Linked DNA regions of Homo sapiens: region 1 is linked to region 2. A link is an interaction called in ENCODE POLR2A ChIA-PET data of the cell type or tissue named here. Cell type or tissue: GM12878. All regions are shown on one strand. Each heading gives the region's core, and the rest is flanking DNA. Links, peaks and the distances in the headings are about the cores only.

Evidence for each region. ChIA-PET counts read pairs that join two places held together with the same protein. Peaks named below come from ENCODE experiments on the same cell type or tissue, not always from the same donor. Only the 100,000 strongest peaks of a DNase experiment are listed, where the experiment ranks them.
Region 1: POLR2A ChIA-PET joins it to region 2 with 5 read pairs; 3 of 35 experiments call an interaction of 5 or more read pairs at or near these places.

The regions. Positions count from the first base shown.
Region 1 is chr1:45,692,491-45,700,813 of GRCh38, forward strand. It overlaps TMEM69 (transmembrane protein 69), which reads left to right. Exons shown (of 3, transcript NM_016486.4): 3 at 714-1,946. The coding sequence ends at 1,415. It overlaps IPP (intracisternal A particle-promoted polypeptide), which reads right to left. Exons shown (of 9, transcript NM_005897.3): 9 at 6,221-7,700. The coding sequence ends at 7,476. Among named protein-coding and RNA genes, the nearest start is that of TMEM69, 8.5 kb to the left of the region's middle. In GM12878, for the core only: no CTCF peak of the experiment used is centred there; no DNase peak of the experiment used is centred there.
Region 2 is chr1:44,804,462-44,812,784 of GRCh38, forward strand. PLK3 (polo like kinase 3) reads left to right here. Exons shown (of 15, transcript NM_004073.4): 12 at 1-40; 13 at 189-318; 14 at 805-918; 15 at 1,026-1,529. The coding sequence ends at 1,217. DYNLT4 (dynein light chain Tctex-type 4) reads right to left here and starts at 2,890. Exons shown (of 3, transcript NM_001377534.1): 1 at 2,864-2,890; 2 at 2,323-2,377; 3 at 1,432-2,218. The coding sequence starts at 2,207. The coding sequence ends at 1,542. BTBD19 (BTB domain containing 19) reads left to right here and starts at 4,062. Exons shown (of 8, transcript NM_001136537.3): 1 at 4,062-4,445; 2 at 5,752-5,965; 3 at 6,093-6,146; 4 at 7,578-7,637. The coding sequence starts at 4,360. RefSeq lists enhancers at 1,359-2,209, 2,210-3,059, 2,653-3,852, 3,327-3,576, 3,911-4,760 and 3 more. In GM12878, for the core only: no CTCF peak of the experiment used is centred there; DNase peaks (open chromatin) are centred at 3,020, 3,530, 5,260 and 6,190; H3K27ac peaks cover 4,443 bases.

The DNA.
Region 1 (8,323 bases), core at 219-8,218, 890 kb after region 2:
CAAGGAAAAAAATACGGTCCTGGCTCTCAAGTCTACTGAGACAAAGACAAGTAAACACACAATTTTAATTCACTGTGAGAAGAATTATGATGGAAGTGTGCACAGGGTGCTTACTATAGGAGCATTAAATCAGACCGTAGAAGGGTAAAGGAAAGCTTTAAGTTGAATTTTGAATGTTGAGGTAAGTTTCCTAGATAGGAAAGTAGTAAGAGCTAGAATTCTAGGCAGAGCATACACAAAGGTGTGGAACTGTGAAAAGTATGTGGTGTTCATAAAACTAAGTTGGAAGGTAGATTTATTTTCTCCATATAAAAACAGCATTCCCACGGTAATTAGTGCTGCTGCTTTTGCTATTTATAAATAAAAGAGGCAGTTTAGAAGGCCAAATTCTGAAGATCTAGTCTTTACCTGCTCCTCTTTCAGATATTTTTCTCATGGAATAAGATTAAGTGGTAGGTTGAAATATATCACTAGTTTGTGTTCAGTGGTTTCTTTTGTACATTGTATAGCCATTTAATACTCTTACCAGCAATAATATCACTTCAGAGTTATTAGTTCATCCTTTCTGTATAGTTTGATGTGGTAATGGAAAGCAGATCTTTTTTGTTTGCTCCTTTCAAACAATCCCCATTATTTCATACTGGGATTGACTAAAATCTGATGATACATATATATATTTTTAATTTTGTCTTTTGGTTCTATTTTCTTTGTAGATACTGAAGTACTCTTTCCCAGTGGGACTAAGAACCAGCAGAACAGATATACTTTCTCTCAAGATGTCTCTCCAGCAAAACTTTTCCCCATGTCCAAGGCCTTGGCTTTCCTCATCATTTCCAGCGTATATGAGCAAGACACAGTGCTATCATACATCCCCCTGCAGCTTTAAAAAGCAGCAGAAGCAAGCACTTCTAGCCAGACCCTCAAGCACCATCACTTACCTAACTGACAGCCCAAAGCCAGCATTATGTGTAACTCTGGCAGGACTAATCCCCTTCGTTGCTCCACCACTGGTCATGCTGATGACAAAAACTTATATTCCCATATTAGCTTTTACTCAGATGGCTTATGGAGCCAGTTTCCTATCTTTCTTGGGTGGGATCAGATGGGGTTTTGCTCTACCAGAAGGTAGTCCAGCCAAACCAGACTACCTTAATTTAGCTAGCAGTGCAGCTCCTCTTTTCTTTTCATGGTTTGCCTTCCTTATTTCTGAAAGACTTAGTGAAGCCATAGTCACAGTAATAATGGGTATGGGAGTAGCATTCCACCTTGAACTTTTTCTCTTACCACATTATCCCAACTGGTTTAAAGCCCTGAGGATAGTAGTCACTTTATTGGCCACTTTTTCATTTATAATCACTTTAGTAGTTAAAAGTAGTTTTCCAGAAAAAGGACATAAGAGACCTGGTCAAGTATAAAAAATATAAAAGTCTGGGAAGTGAGGAGCACCTCTGCCCAGCTGCTGCCCCGTCTGGGAAGTGAGGAGCGCCTCTGCCTGGCCGCCTGACCATCTGGGAAGTGTGACAAGCGCCTCTGCCCGGCCGCTGTGCAACCTTCCACGTGTGAAGTGACAGCCTTGTGTGTGATCTTTTCTGTCTTCCCCAAGTTTGCATTTTCGACATTAAAGTTTACTTTTTAGTTAAAAGTTTTAAAAATATATATATATAAATACACTGTAGATAACATTTGTATGCCAGCTACACCTTTTTCTACTTCTGTTTGGCTTTTTTTCCCCACACCAATGGTAATTTATCTTCACAGATTGTTCTTCATTTCTAGAAATTGTTACTTCATGGTAATTACTTGAGCAAAAGCTTGAAAATCCCTGACAAGTACTTTTCATCTCATAGTATATTAGTTTTCACTCAGTCATTTTATGAATAATATAGTTATCCACTTAAACATTTCAATATTTTAACCATCTTGAAAATTAAAGATTAAAAATCCCCTTTGTTAGAGTCTTGTGATCATTGAAAAGAATGCACATATTCTCCCACTTCAAGCGGAAAACCTCGTATCTGTGAGTATCTGAAAAGAAAAGGTAGTTCCATTGAGTTTTCACAGGAGTTACCACTGGGAAAGGCATGTCCAAACTTATTTCACATGGTATAACCCAATTATATGAGCTAAAAGGATCTATGGCTCTAAAGTCAGTAGGGAGCAGTGTCATGAGGGAAAGCCACATTCAAAGGTAAGTTGGACATGTTTTCCAGTTTTTATTAGGATATTTGGCATGGTACAGATAACAACTTGTCCCTTACCACCAAACACATAATAGCTGGTCAAAATGATTATTTTCAAAGGAAACTATTTAAAATAAAGCCACTAGTACATATAAATTAGGAAAGAAAAGTCAAGCTGGAGCCATCTTGATATTCTAATGAGCAGGCCTATCTAGTTCTACATCTTTTTTTTTGAGATGGAGTTTCATTCTGTCGCCTAGGCTGGAGTGCAGTGGCACGATCTTGGCTCACCGCAACCTCCACCTCCCGAGTTCAAGCGATTCTCCTGCCTCAGCATCTCTAGAGTAGCTGGGATTATAGGCACGTGCCACCATGCCCAACTAATTTTTTGGTGTGTATTTTTAGTAGAGGTGGCATTTCACCATGTTGGACAGGCTGGTCTAGTTCTACATCTTTTAAATCACAGAGAAGCTTTTAGCTTTGGTGTGTTTTTGTTTTTGTTTTGTTTTGTTTAAACGCAGGGTCTCACTCTTGCTCAGGCCAGAGTGTAGTGGTGTGGTCATGGCTCACTGCAGCCTCGACCTCCTGGGCTCAAGCAATTCTCCCACCTCAGCCTCCTGAGTAGCTGGGACTACAGTTGTGCACCACTATGCCAAGCTAATTTTTTAATTTTTTGTAGAGACAGGGTCTCCCTATGTTGCCCAGGCTGGTCTTGAACTGAGCTCAAGCAATCCTCCTGCCTAGGCTCCCAAAGTGTTAGGATTGCAGGCGTGAGCCACTGCACCCAGTGCAGAAGCTTTCTTAAAACAGCAAAAGCAACACCTTAGATTTTCACTTGAAAACGTAGTCTCTAATCACTCTACTTAAGGTGGAGAAAAAAAGAATTAACAGAAAACCTAGTTTTCTGAAATTCCTAGTCTCACCAAAAAGGAAAAACATTAAAAATGGTCTAAGGATTAAAAATGGTCTAAGGATATAGATCAGGATATAGTATAACCTGGAATTTTTTTTTTTTTTAGATGGAGTTTCACTCTTGTTGCCCAGGCTGGAGTGCAATGGCGCTATCTCGGCTCACCGCAACCTCCGCCTCCCGTGTTGAAGCGATTCTCCTGCCTCAGCCTCCCGAGTACCTGGGATTACAGGCATGCGCCACCATGCCCAGCTAATTTTGTATTTTTAGTAGAGACAGGGTTTCTCCATGTTGGTCAGGCTGGTCTCAAACTCCCAACTTCAGGTGACCCACCCACCTTGGCCTCCCAAAATTCTGGGATTACAGACATGAGCCACCGTGCCCGGCCTGTATATTTTTTAGAGATGATGTTTCCACTCAGTCTCAATCTGATTCTACTCAGATTGTTTTGATAAGGAAACTCACTTCTTTGTTATTAAATTGCATGAATGCTATACAAATTTAAGACTTTTCCATAATCTGAATTAAATGAATTATTTTCCAGAATAGAGGCAAATCATATTTTTAGGCTAATTGCCTAATTTTACTTAAAAATGCTATTTTTCCAGGTGAATTACAGTGTATGCTTCTTTAAGAAAACTGATTTTTAAGTACATTTGATTAAGTACATTGGCAGGATACTTAGAAGCATATCGGATTGTTAAACATTTTGGAGGTAGATCACTTTAATCATTTCTCAAAAAACAGAATTAAATGTAAAATGAAATGTGCAAGTCCTTAAAGTTAAAACAAAACCAACTAAAAAACTTGTGCAATCCTACTACAGTTTGGTAACCCAGAATGCCACTGATAAAGTAATACAAAGAAACAAAAAAACTAGATACTTTATTAGTACATTCTTTTAAAAACAATCTTGTTAGCCTGGTGAGGTGGCTCATGCCTGTAATCCCAGCACTTTGGGAGGCCAAGGCAGGCAGATCACCTGAGGTCGGGAGTTCGAGTCAAGCGTGACCAAGATGGAGAAACCCCACCTCTACAAAAAATACAAAATTAGCTGGGCCTCGTGGTTCATGCCTGCAATCCCAGCTACTCAGGAGACTGAGGCGGGAGAATCGCTTGAACCCGGGCGGCAAAGGTTGCGGTGAGCCAAGATCATGCTATTGCACTCCAGTCTGGGCAACAAGAGCGAAACTCCATCTCAAAACAAAAACAAAAACAAAACCAATCTTGTCATTACCTAGGAATAATAAGCATATTTACAGTCACCTATTTTCAGGGATCTTCGGGACCTGTTAAAACACTGACTGCCTTGACATTACATTTCTGCCACAGCTGTGCAAAGCACACCCCTTCAAAGTGTCATTTTCAGTTGCTACTAGACAATGAGAAATTAGTTGTAGAAGTATTTTGTAAATCTGTTTTGAATCAGAATACAGATTCTCTGTAACTAGAAATAGTAAAGGCACATGAGTTATAGCTTAGTCTATAAATTATCTTTATTCTTTGACATCTTACAGATCTCTACACAGACATCTGTGACCCTTCAGACGTTCAGGATGCCCCAGAGAAGGGAACATAGAGCTTCCTGTCTGCATTACATAAACTTTTCCTAATAAATGCATATGGTTAAGTTATAAGGAAGGTATAGTTGTAGACTAAACCAAATATTTTTTGTTTTATTTTTTTTTGAGACAAAGTCTTGCTCTATGGCCCAGGCTAGAACACAGTGGTATGATCTCAGCTCACTACAACCTCCACCTCCTGGATTCAAGTGATTCTCCTGCCTCAGCCTCCTCAGCAGCTGGGATTACAGGCATGTACCACCACCTGCTGCCAATTTTTTGTATTTTTAGTAGAGACGGGGTTTCACCATGTTGGCAAGACTGGTCTTGAACTCCTGACCTCAAGTGATCTGCCCACCTCAGTCTCCCAAAGTGCTAGGATTACAGGCATAAGCCACGGTGCCCGGCCTAAACCAAATAATTTGGATATGAGTGCTACCTAATTCATTAATGCAATTAAAAGTTTTCTATCTAAATAAGTTGATGATGCTTATAGTAATATACTGAAGGACCTTAGCAAAGAAATGGGAAATCGGCAGAGTGCGGTGGCTCACACCTATAGTCCCAGCACTTTGGGAGGCCAAGGTGGGCAGATCACAAGGTCAGGAGTTCAACACCAGCCTGGCCAACATGGTGAAACTCCGTCTCTACTAAAGATACAAAAAATTAGCCAGGCATGGTGGCTCACGTCTGTAATCCCAGTTACTCGGGAGGCTGAGGCGGGAGAATCGTTTGAACCAGGGAGGCAGAGGTTGCAGTGAGCTGAGATCACACCATTGCACTCCAGCCTGAGTGACAGGGCAAGACTCCATCTAAAAAAAAAAAAAAGAAACGGGAAATCAAATCCTTAAGTCAACTAGTTAAATTTTACTGTATGCAGCCGGGCACGCTGGCCCATGCCTGTAATCCCAGCACTTCAGGAGGCCAAGGCAGGTGGATCACCTGAGGTCAGGAGTTCGAGACCAGCCTGGCCAACATGGTGAAACCCCATACAGAAAAATTAGCTAGGCATGGTGGTGGGCGCCTGTAATCCCAGCTACTTGGGAGGCTGAGGCAGGAGAATCGCTTGAATCCGGGAGGCGGAGGTTGCAGTGAGCCGAGATCACGCCTTTGCACTCCAGCCTGGGCAACAAGAGCAAAATTCCATCTCAAAAAAAAATTTTTTTTACTGTATGCAAGACCTTTAATATATATTGCTCCAACTGGCCAGTAGAAATAACTTAAAAGTAACCGCATCATACACCCAGTAAATCTTTCTCTTAGAAATGAACAGAGAACAATTCTTTAGAATGCTTCTCAGGGAGAAAATGAGAAGTTTTGAGAAGCAGTTTTGTTTGGGTCAAGGGGTACTTTCAAATTACACTTATGAGTCAGTATCTATAAAAAGTTTCAGAAGTACCTACAATTTAGCCCTCTACATCCAAGCAGTAGCTTTGCAGTATGCTCTTACTTAGGTTTGCCCAAGTACAAATAAATTTTACAAAGCTTGATAATCTAATAAAATTCCCTCTTCCTAAAGCCAAACAGATAATTTTGGTGACAACAATCTAGCAAAAAAGGAAGAATTTTTTTTTCTTTTTTTTTTTTTTTTTTTGAGACAGGTTCTCATGCTGTCACCCAGGCCGGTGTGCAGTGGCACAATCTTGGCTCACTGCAGCCTTGACCTCCTGGGCTCAAGTGATCCTGCAACCTCAGCCTCCCAAGCAGATGGGACCACAGGTACAAGCCACAACGCCCGGCTAATTTTTATATATTTTTTGGTAGAGACGGAGTCTCATCACGTTGCCCAGGCTAGTCTCGAACTCCTGAGTTCAAGCCATCTTCCCGTCTCACCTCGGCCTCTCAAAGTGCTGGGATTACAGGTGTGAGCCACCATGCCCAGCCTAAAAAAGGGAGAAATTTCTAGGTGCATACTGCCTGCTGGACTGTATAGCCCATTACAACATCTGGTCACTAAGAACCTCCTATTAATTCCTTACTTGCATTCTCAGGATCAAGACAAAAAATATGAGCAAGCAAAAACTTATCATCAAGCAAAAAGGTATCTATCTATTAAAATAGCTAGATATTTCCCAAACACCCCTCCTAGGATATCTGCTGCCAATAAAAAGTTTGGGGCTAGTGAAAACTCTTGGCATTAAATAAAAGTAGGAATCTATTTCATTGGCTTTCTCTGTGGCTCAAACTATGGCCATGGAAAATTATGCTCTGGATATAATTGTGAATATAGAGGTCTTTAAACTGTGTCATTGACACTATTCCTATATCACATAAAGTTTTATGTTACAATTTATACTGCACTGGAGAAGTAGCTAAAGGGACTATTTGCCAGGAAGCTTCTAGTAAATAATTTCTACAAATTTGTAAAATAGGAGTTGTCTACACTTAAACTGGAGAATTCTACAGCATAAATGGCATTTCTATTATTAGTAAACCTGGCAAATCTGTGTGAGCTCTTTATTAATTGGGATATATTCCATATCCATTCTCACTCATATTTTTAGAAAAATCATTCTTGAGTTTATTTTTTTTCTTTAAGAGACAGGATCTCATTCTGTTGCCCAGAGTGGAGTGCAGTGGCATGATCGTAGCTTACTACAACCTCAAATTCCTGGGCTCAAGTGATCCTTCTGCCTCAGCCTTCCAAAGTGCTGGGATTATAGGCATGAGGCCACTGCGCCCAGCCTCGTTAGTCATTTATCTACCAAATACATGGAAAACTCACAGAATCAGAGGGTCTTATCACCAAATCTATGTTTGCTTTGCAAAAGGTCAGGTCCTGCATTTTCAAAATGTTCCTTGTGCTCTGTTATGCTTTATATTTCATAGCACAGCAACGCCCCCTTCACAACGACTGGTGATCATGTTACCAATTTCTGTCCATGTATCTGAATGAGGGTTATAAACTTCAACTGAGTCCAAGGTACCTGGAGCCAAAAAATCATGGCTGGAAGATCGACCTCCAGAAACATACAGAAGACCATTGACTGCCACAACACACATGCCTGCTCTAGGCACTTTCATTGAGGCAACTTCAACCCACTTTTCCTGGTTAAGAGAGAAAAAAAAAATATGTTAGCAGTGTTATGAAATGATAGTAAAGAAATCCACTGAGAAATTCGATATCCCAGTTCTTTTTACATGTTTAAATGTAAAACTATCTAGTCAGGTAAGCATACAGATTTTTTTTTCTTTTTTTTGCTTTGTTTTTTCCTTGGAGACAGGGTCTCGCTCTGTCACCCAGGCTGGAATGCACAGCAACGATCTCGGCTCAGCGCAGCCTCAACCTCCCAGACTCAAGAGCTCCTCTTGCCTCAGCCTCCTGAGTAGGTAGGACTACAGGTGTACACCACCACACCTAGCTAATTTTTCTATTGTAGAGATGGAATTTCACCATGTTGTCCAGGATGGTCTTAAACTCCTAAACTCAAGTGATTGTCCCACCTCAGCCTCCCACAGTGCTAGGATTACAGGTGTAAGCCACAGCACCCGGCCCAGAATATTTTAAAATAAACTTGAAGTGGGCATGAACAAAGTAAATTTAGAGGAATATAATTTTTTAAAAGGTCTGATTATAAAACATGATCAGGAAATGACCTAGAACTCATACACAGGACAACATTCTAAGAAACAAAGTCTATGGAATACAAGTAGGTAATACACTCAAAAAT
Region 2 (8,323 bases), core at 217-8,216:
TCAACGATGGCACACATATGGCCCTGTCGGCCAACAGAAAGTAAGTGCTGTTATGGGGTGCCTTGTATTCAGGCCACTAATCCAGCAGGGCCGCACCCTCGTGAGTGCTCCTGGGCTCAGGGGTCTGGGTTTCTCAGAGGAGGGGCATTGGTGCAGGGCTCCCTCTGACCTCTGCCTCCCCATTCTAGGACTGTGCACTACAATCCCACCAGCACAAAGCACTTCTCCTTCTCCGTGGGTGCTGTGCCCCGGGCCCTGCAGCCTCAGCTGGGTATCCTGCGGTACTTCGCCTCCTACATGGAGCAGCACCTCATGAAGGTGTGAGGGCTGGGGCTGTGGTACATTGAAACCTAACCCATCCTGGCCGGGTGCGGTGGCTCACGCCTGTAATCCCAGCACTTTGGGAGGCCGAGGCGGGTGGATTATGAGGTCAGGAGATCGAGACCATCCTGGCTAACAAGGTGAAACCCCGTCTCTACTAAAAATACAACAAATTAGCCGGGCGTGGTGGCGGGCGCCTGTAGTCCCAGCTACTCGGGAGGCTGAGGCAGGAGAATGGGCGAACCCAGGAGGCGGAGCTTGCAGTGAGCAGAGATGGCGCACCATTGCACTCCAGCCTGGGCAACAGAGCGAGACTCCATCTCAAAAAAAAAAAATAAAGAAAAGAAAACTAACCCATCCTGATCCCTCTGATTCCCCCTTGGTGGTGGTTGGGGTTGCTGAAAGCTAGAGGATAAGGCATACACTAATGGGGAGGGGGCTGTCTCACGCTGGATCAGTGACCTGCCCTGATCCTGCTCCCAGGGTGGAGATCTGCCCAGTGTGGAAGAGGTAGAGGTACCTGCTCCGCCCTTGCTGCTGCAGTGGGTCAAGACGGATCAGGCTCTCCTCATGCTGTTTAGTGATGGCACTGTCCAGGTAAGAGCCTATCCAGGAGTTGCGGGAAGGTCTGGGAGGCCCAGGGTGCTGGGGAGGAAGCTGGGCCCGGAGCCTAGGTCCTGACCACTGTCATGCTCTGTGTGCAGGTGAACTTCTACGGGGACCACACCAAGCTGATTCTCAGTGGCTGGGAGCCCCTCCTTGTGACTTTTGTGGCCCGAAATCGTAGTGCTTGTACTTACCTCGCTTCCCACCTTCGGCAGCTGGGCTGCTCTCCAGACCTGCGGCAGCGACTCCGCTATGCTCTGCGCCTGCTCCGGGACCGCAGCCCAGCCTAGGACCCAAGCCCTGAGGCCTGAGGCCTGTGCCTGTCAGGCTCTGGCCCTTGCCTTTGTGGCCTTCCCCCTTCCTTTGGTGCCTCACTGGGGGCTTTGGGCCGAATCCCCCAGGGAATCAGGGACCAGCTTTACTGGAGTTGGGGGCGGCTTGTCTTCGCTGGCTCCTACCCCATCTCCAAGATAAGCCTGAGCCTTAGCTCCCAGCTAGGGGGCGTTATTTATGGACCACTTTTATTTATTGTCAGACACTTATTTATTGGGATGTGAGCCCCAGGGGGGCCTCCTCCTAGGATAATAAACAATTTTGCAGAATTGGACTCCCCCTCACTCGCAGTAGAGCCCGTGGACCGTGGCCACCGCGAAGAGCGAGGTGTTGGTGTAGGAGACCGAGGCCAGCCCATCGCGCGCCACGTCCCAGAGCGCACGGCTGACCACGTGAACGCCCTGGCCCGCGCGCGGCCCCAGCACCACACTGCATACCAGCTTGTAGCGTGGCGGGCTGAGCTCGCGCAGGCGAACGTGCACCTGCTCGCAGAGCTCCCGCACCAGCCGCGCGGCCTCGTCGCTGGAGTAGCACGCGTCGTGCAGCCCTGCGGCCAGCGCCGCCTCCAGGGCACGCTGTGCACGCGCAGCCTCCCAGCGCTCCCCGGGCACTGGCTCCGTGCGGTAGGAGGGCGCCACCCAACGGGCGGGCGCCAGGGGCAACCCTGAGAAGCTGACCCTTGAGCCCAGAGGGGGCACCGGGCCCAGGGATGGCCGCTGACCCCCAGGACCCGCGCCTGGCCCGACCAGCGAGTTGCGGCGGGAGAAGGACGCGGCCAGGCCCAGCATGGAGCCCCGGCGCGAGGCCGGGGCTGGACCTGGACCTGCCGGTCGGGCCTCATCAATGCTGGGCAGGCAGCCTCGGGGCCGCACCGGTGAGGGTTTCCGCCCGGAGTCTTTGGCATTCTCCTCCTCCTGGCGTCCCGGGGGCAGAGGCCTGCTGGCCATGGACCTGCTGGCTGGAGGAACCACACTCAGGGTGGCCTTCACCAGGCATCTGTCTACCCACCCCAGCCTCTTGCTCAGTGATGTCAAGGGTTTTTACCTTCTACCCCCTTCTTACCTGTGTTTTAGAACAAGTGGATCAGATAGTCCCAGGCTGCCTGGGTTCCTAGGTGCTGAGAAGGTTAAAGGCTGTTAGACACATGAGCAGGGGACAGGAGGCTGCTAGGACTGGGATCCTCGGCTAGTCCTTGCCGACTGAGCTCCTTCTCTGGGCACTATGGAAGTTAGCCAGGTACGCTCGGAGTCTTAGAGACTGCCATTTCTCCCTTCCACCCGACTTCTCTGGAAGGAGAGGCAGGCCTCTGCCTCAGCCTGGACTGTGGAGGCAGAGCCTCCAACCCCTAACCAGGAAGGACTGACAGACTCAGCTCCTTCAACCCCACAGATCCTTCCAGCCCTGGGGGTGTTGAATCCAGTCATCTTCCACCCAGATCTACTCTAGGGTGGCTGGCACAAAGATCTCCCCTACACCTGGCCCAGGCTGAGGGCAGATGACTCATGAAGCCCCCTTCCACCTTCTGCCTTTGGCCTCTGATCCCACTTCCTCCAGAATCAGTTCTGAGATGGCTGCCCTCTGCTCCCGAAACTCCCTCAGGCACCTGAGTCACCCGCAGGCTTTGGCTTCTGAGTTCTGTCCTGGCTGCACAGCCCTGGCCCCGCTGGCCTGAAGGGCAAGTGGGAGGGGAAAGACCTGTGTTGTGGAGTTGCCATGGGTTGCTAGAGCAAACACTCCTCCCTCCCAGGATCCCTCCCTCCAGTCTGGCTCTGGCTTAACCTGAGAGCATTGTTGCTGTGAGCATGTGCTGAGCATGGGGTGCCCCTGAGTCATCAGGGAGAGCGGCCGACAGGGTCTTGCAGCTTAGAGGCAAACTTCCTAAGCGCAGGCAACAGAGGGGCAGATGTAGAGCAAGGCTGTGGTCAGAAAGGCTTTGTCCTACCCCAGGACTCTTGAGCCAGGGCCCATTTTCTCCCCTTGTGGAATGGCCAGATGACTGGCCATTCGTGAACAAGTCACAGAGGCCTAGGTTAGGGGGAGATCTTGAGGCTGCGGGGGTGGTGGCTCAGGAATCCAGAGTCTGGGCCCACAGGAAGGAACACGTCATGGCTCTGTTGTCTCCCCATCGGCCTCGACAAGGACAAACATTTCCGCTCCCGGCGCAGAGTTAGGGTGGGGCTTGGATGACTTCCTCAGTTCAGGGCTATGTGCGGGGGAGGGGAGGCCCACTGGCTCAGCTGGTAGGCACCAGGCCTTATAAAGTGGCAGTGACTCGGCAGTGAACCCCGAGTCCAGCCTCGTGACCTTTGCTGACCCAAGTGTCCTGGGGCTTGTCCCTAGCTGGCTACACCTCTAGTACCTAGGTTTCCCCAAAGTTACATTTCAGAGATGGCAGAGGCTGTGACACCTCTGCCAGGGCTGACAACTCATGTGACTCCTCCTCTGGCAGGGATGGGACTGTCCCCTCCCAAACAAGCCAGGTCGGGGCCCTGACCCATCTATGGGGGCGAGGATTTTCCCTGTTGAGTGGGGGTTTCCCCGGCCTGGCTAACCGGATCCTGACCCTGTGTGCCTGTGGAGGAGGGAAGGGTTAGGAGGGCAAGGAGTTTGAACTCTGAACCTAGGGCAGGCTCAGCTTCGGGGGCTAAGACCCTCGTATGGCGCTTAATGCCCCTCTAAGGGCTGAAGTTTTCCCTGGGCCTGCCCGGGAGATGGGTGGAGTCTCTTCTCAGGCCAGCTCCAGTTTCCATGGAAACCCACAGGCTTCCCACCCCGTCGGCTGCCTGGGCAGACTCCCAGCCAGGGCCTCTTTCGCCGCCGCCGCCGCCGCCAGCCAGCCAGCTTCTTCCCAGGACCATAGGCCACTCCAGCCTCAGCTTCTCCTGGCCCCCTCCCTGTGTCTGTTCCTGTCCCCGAGCCTCTGGCCTCTGATGCCTTCAGGAGCTTGGGCCTCTCCTGCTCCACTCCTAAACTTCAGCTTCTCAGCAAACAGGCCTCCCAAGTCCCTGCTTCTCCCTCTCAGGCCTTGCTAACCTCACCAGCTCTAGGGCCTGGCCAGGCCTCCCAGGCTCCCTCCTCCACCCCAACCCCTTCTCACTCATGGAGCCCTTGGGACTGGTCGTGCATGGGAAAGCTGAACCTTTTTCCGCAGCACTCCGAAGCCTTGTCAACAACCCGCGATACAGGTGAGGGGTGGGCCCTGCCTGCGGGTTTTTCTTAGCTGGCTCTGTGGGCCCCAGGACTCTAAGGAGGCCCTGGTGAGAAGAGGCTGGGAATTAGAACTTGGCCATCCTCCCTGGTGAACTTAGGCTATGGGGAGGTCAAATGTGGAACATGGCTACTGGTCACTCAGTGTCTGTGAGACCCTGAGGGCCAGAGGCAAGGCTGGCGGGGTGGAGCTGCTGTGTGAGCTCAGGCAAAGCCCTTCCTTCTTTGGACTTTGGCCCCTGGCAGAAGAAAATGATTCTCAGCCCCTGGGATCCTTAGAGATGGTGGGTCATGATTCCCCTCCTCCCTCCACTCACTCAGCTTGGTATTGAGGCCTCACTGCTAGAAGAAGAGGAACAGATGACCTGTTCTGGGAACTGAGGCTTCACAAGAAGAACAAAGCTCCAGAGATTGAGCCATAGTCCCTGACAGGAAGCCTCGGGGGTGCTGGCTGCTCCCTGCTGGCCGGGATGCCAGTGGTGTCTGAAACCAGGGGTAGAGTTTACAGGAGGCCGGGCTGCTCAGGAGAGCTAGAATGAAGTTCTCTGTCCTCATGGTCTCAGATCTGAGCTCTTCCCCAAAGGGTGGTGACTTCCATCACCCTGCTTCTTTGGGGTCACAGTCTGGTCTGGGTAATGTGAACCCCCCAGGCTTTGGACCTGGGACTAAGAGGCTCTAGGAGGCTCCAGCCTCATCTGCCTCCTATCCCCTGCCTTGTTCAGAGGCCCAGAGCTGGGGCCGGAAGTGATCATGAAGATGGAAACTGTGGTCTGGCTCATGATGGTGCATCACTGCTGTGTCTGTTTGCAGTCGTTGTGCACTCTGTGCCCCACACCCCCACACCCTCCTGTCTGGAGGAGGGCTGAAAAAAAGCTGAGTTTGCAGCTGGTGGAGGAGGAGCCAAAAGAAGCTTCCCTGCCCCCAAGACTCAGGCTGGGGAGGAGAGGGGAAGGTGGGATCAACCTTGCTTCTATTAGCCCAGATGCCCCTCAGTAATCAAGCATAGTCATCTCCTCTGAGACCTGAGGTTTAGGATTATTGTCCCATTTCATGGGTGAGAAACCTGAGATTCAAAGATAGGAAGTCACTTGCCTATGGTACCCATTAGGTGGAGCTGGGACTAGAACTCAGGGCTTTGGGTCCCAGACCTTCTGCTGGAGGGACGAAGCCCTGTCTCTTACATTCTGGTTAGGAAACTAAGACCCAGAGTGGGCAAAGGCACAGCCCAAGTTGCACTCCGGGTGCTGGCCTCCTCCCCGCTGCCTCTCTGCCTGTCTCCCACAGTGATGTTTGCTTCGTGGTTGGTCAAGAACGGCAGGAGGTATTTGCCCATCGGTGCTTGTTGGCCTGTAGATGCAACTTCTTCCAGCGACTTCTGGGCACAGAGCCAGGCCCCGGGGTGCCCAGTCCTGTGGTGCTAAGCACTGTGCCAACTGAGGCCTTCCTGGCAGTGCTGGAGTTCCTATATACCAACAGTGTCAAGCTGTACCGCCACTCTGTGAGCCTGCTGACCAGGGGCCTGGGTGGGAGAGGTGGGGGGTGCCAGAGGCAGGAGTTTGCCCATTACACTGTGGGCACAGGGCAGGGGAAACTCCCTTCCACTCCCCCAACCACCCACTCTACAGGTGCTGGAAGTGCTGACAGCGGCTGTGGAGTATGGGCTGGAGGAACTGAGAGAGGTGGGTTTTTGTGCCAGGTCCCTGTCTCATTTCCCTTGCTTCTCACGGGCTCACTTCCCGCCCTGCCTCACACACACTCTGGCCTGGAGAGGAACGTGTGCCCACACAGAGAGAAGTATGTATATCTCTCCCAAGTAAGTAGGGCATGTATGTGTGCCTGTGTGCAAAAGGATCCATGCATGCCTGCCCTGTGTGTGCTGTGGGAAGAGGGGGTGATTATGGCTGGTGCTGTAGATACAAAGATATCAGCCTTGATCCGTGTTCTCCAGAGAGGGAGAGGAGACAGACACATGAAAATGCTTACCTGGGTGGCATAAGAAGTGTGATAGAGGCCGGGCGCAGTGGCTCACGCCTGTAATCCCAGCACTTTGGGAAGCTGAAGCAGGTGGATCACTTGAGCCCAGAAGTTCCAGACCAGCCTGGGCAACATGGTGACACCCCATCTCTACTAAAAGCACAAAAATTAGCCAGGCATGGTGGCACACACCTGTTAATTGCAGCTACTTGAGAGGCTGAGGCACAAGAATCGCTTGAACCTGGGAGGCAGAGGTTGCAGTGAGCTGAAATCGTGCCACTGCATTCCAGCCTGGGTGACAGAGCAAGACTTGCCCTCAAAAAAAAAAAAAAAAAAAGAAAGTGTGATAGAGAAGCGTGAATGGTGCCGAGACTGTATGGGGGGACTCTCCAGTCCCGCCACTAGGGAGAGGAGAAGACTTCCCAGAGGAGGAAACATTTGTGTTCGATCTGGTAGAACAAATAGGATTTTGTTCCTAGGGGAAGTGGGAAGATGGTATTCTAGTCACAGAGGCACCAAAGGAGCTAGTGAGACATTTGGTGTGTCTGAACTGTGAGGAGAGGGCAAGACGAGACTGCAGAGGACGCCAGGGCCTGGTTCATGTAGGGCCCTCAAGCTTTTGGACTTCTTTTAAGCAGAGGGCAGTGGAGATTCACTGAAGGTTTCCGATAAGGGAGTGAAGAATTGGAAACTCAGGGGAGAAGGGATTGGAAGAGGTGGAGAGGACTCGCTAGTCCAGTCAGGAGGCTAGTGCAGCAGTCAAGAGATGAGAGATGTCACGGATGAAATTCAAGTTTCTGCTAAAAATAGAAGTATCCTTGAGTCAGGAAGGGAACAAGTGGAGGAAGATAAGCATCCTGAAAGAAGGGGAGAATTTTGCATGGCCTTTATCTGGTTTTGATTAGTGGCGAATGTACTAGAAGGTGGGTGGCTGGGCTTGGTTTTGCTAGTCTCCAGTTCCTGTAAGCCTGCTGTCTCAGGCTCTAGCAATTCCCTGCCTCCCCTGGCCTGGGTCAGGATGGGTCTGGGGCTGCTGGGTGACTCACCGCTCCAAGCCTGCTCACTGCTTCTGGGGTGGAACTAGTGTCTTGGAGCAGGGACACCGCCACCCAACCCACATTCATTTCTGTTCCCAGCTGTGCCTGCAGTTTGTGGTGAAGGTGCTGGATGTGGACTTGGTTTGTGAGGCCCTGCAGGTGGGTGCTGCTGGACAGGCATGGTAGGAGTCTGGCTCTGTGTGTGGAAATGGGCTCCCAGCACCTGGGAGCCTGGGCCTGCTGTGTCTGGCCTGGAAATAACTTGGGTACATGGTGGTGGTGGGGGTGCTCCAAGGATGTTTATAGGATGAATTCTGTGCCTAGATCTGTGGGATCCTGGGTGTATCAGCAGGGTCAGGTGCAGGAGCAGGTGTTGAAGGGGCTGGAGGTCTTTGCTGGTCTTCTGTCTGTCAGGGCTGGGGAATGGTTCTCAGCTTGACTTGGGGTAGGGAAAGGGTGGCTGTAGACTTTAGAAGTCAAGCTGGGTCAGGCACAACGGCTCACACCTGTAATTTCAGCACTTTTGGAGGCCGAGGCGGGCGGATCAAGAGGTCAGGAGATCGAGACCATCCTGGCTAACACGGTGAAACCCTGTCTCTATTAAAAATACAGAAAATTAGCCTGGTGTGGTGGCATGCTCCCAGCTACTCTGGAGGCTGAGGCAGGAGAATCGCTTGAACCCGGGAGGCAGAGGTTGCAGTGAGCCGAGATTGCGCCACTGCACACTCCAGCCTGGGCAACAGAGTGAGACTCTGCCTCAAAAAAAATCAAGCCTAGGTCCCAGGTGGGGTTTGAAGGCCATGGCGTGGTCTCCTGTAGGGAAGAGCAGGTTGTAGAGTGAGTCC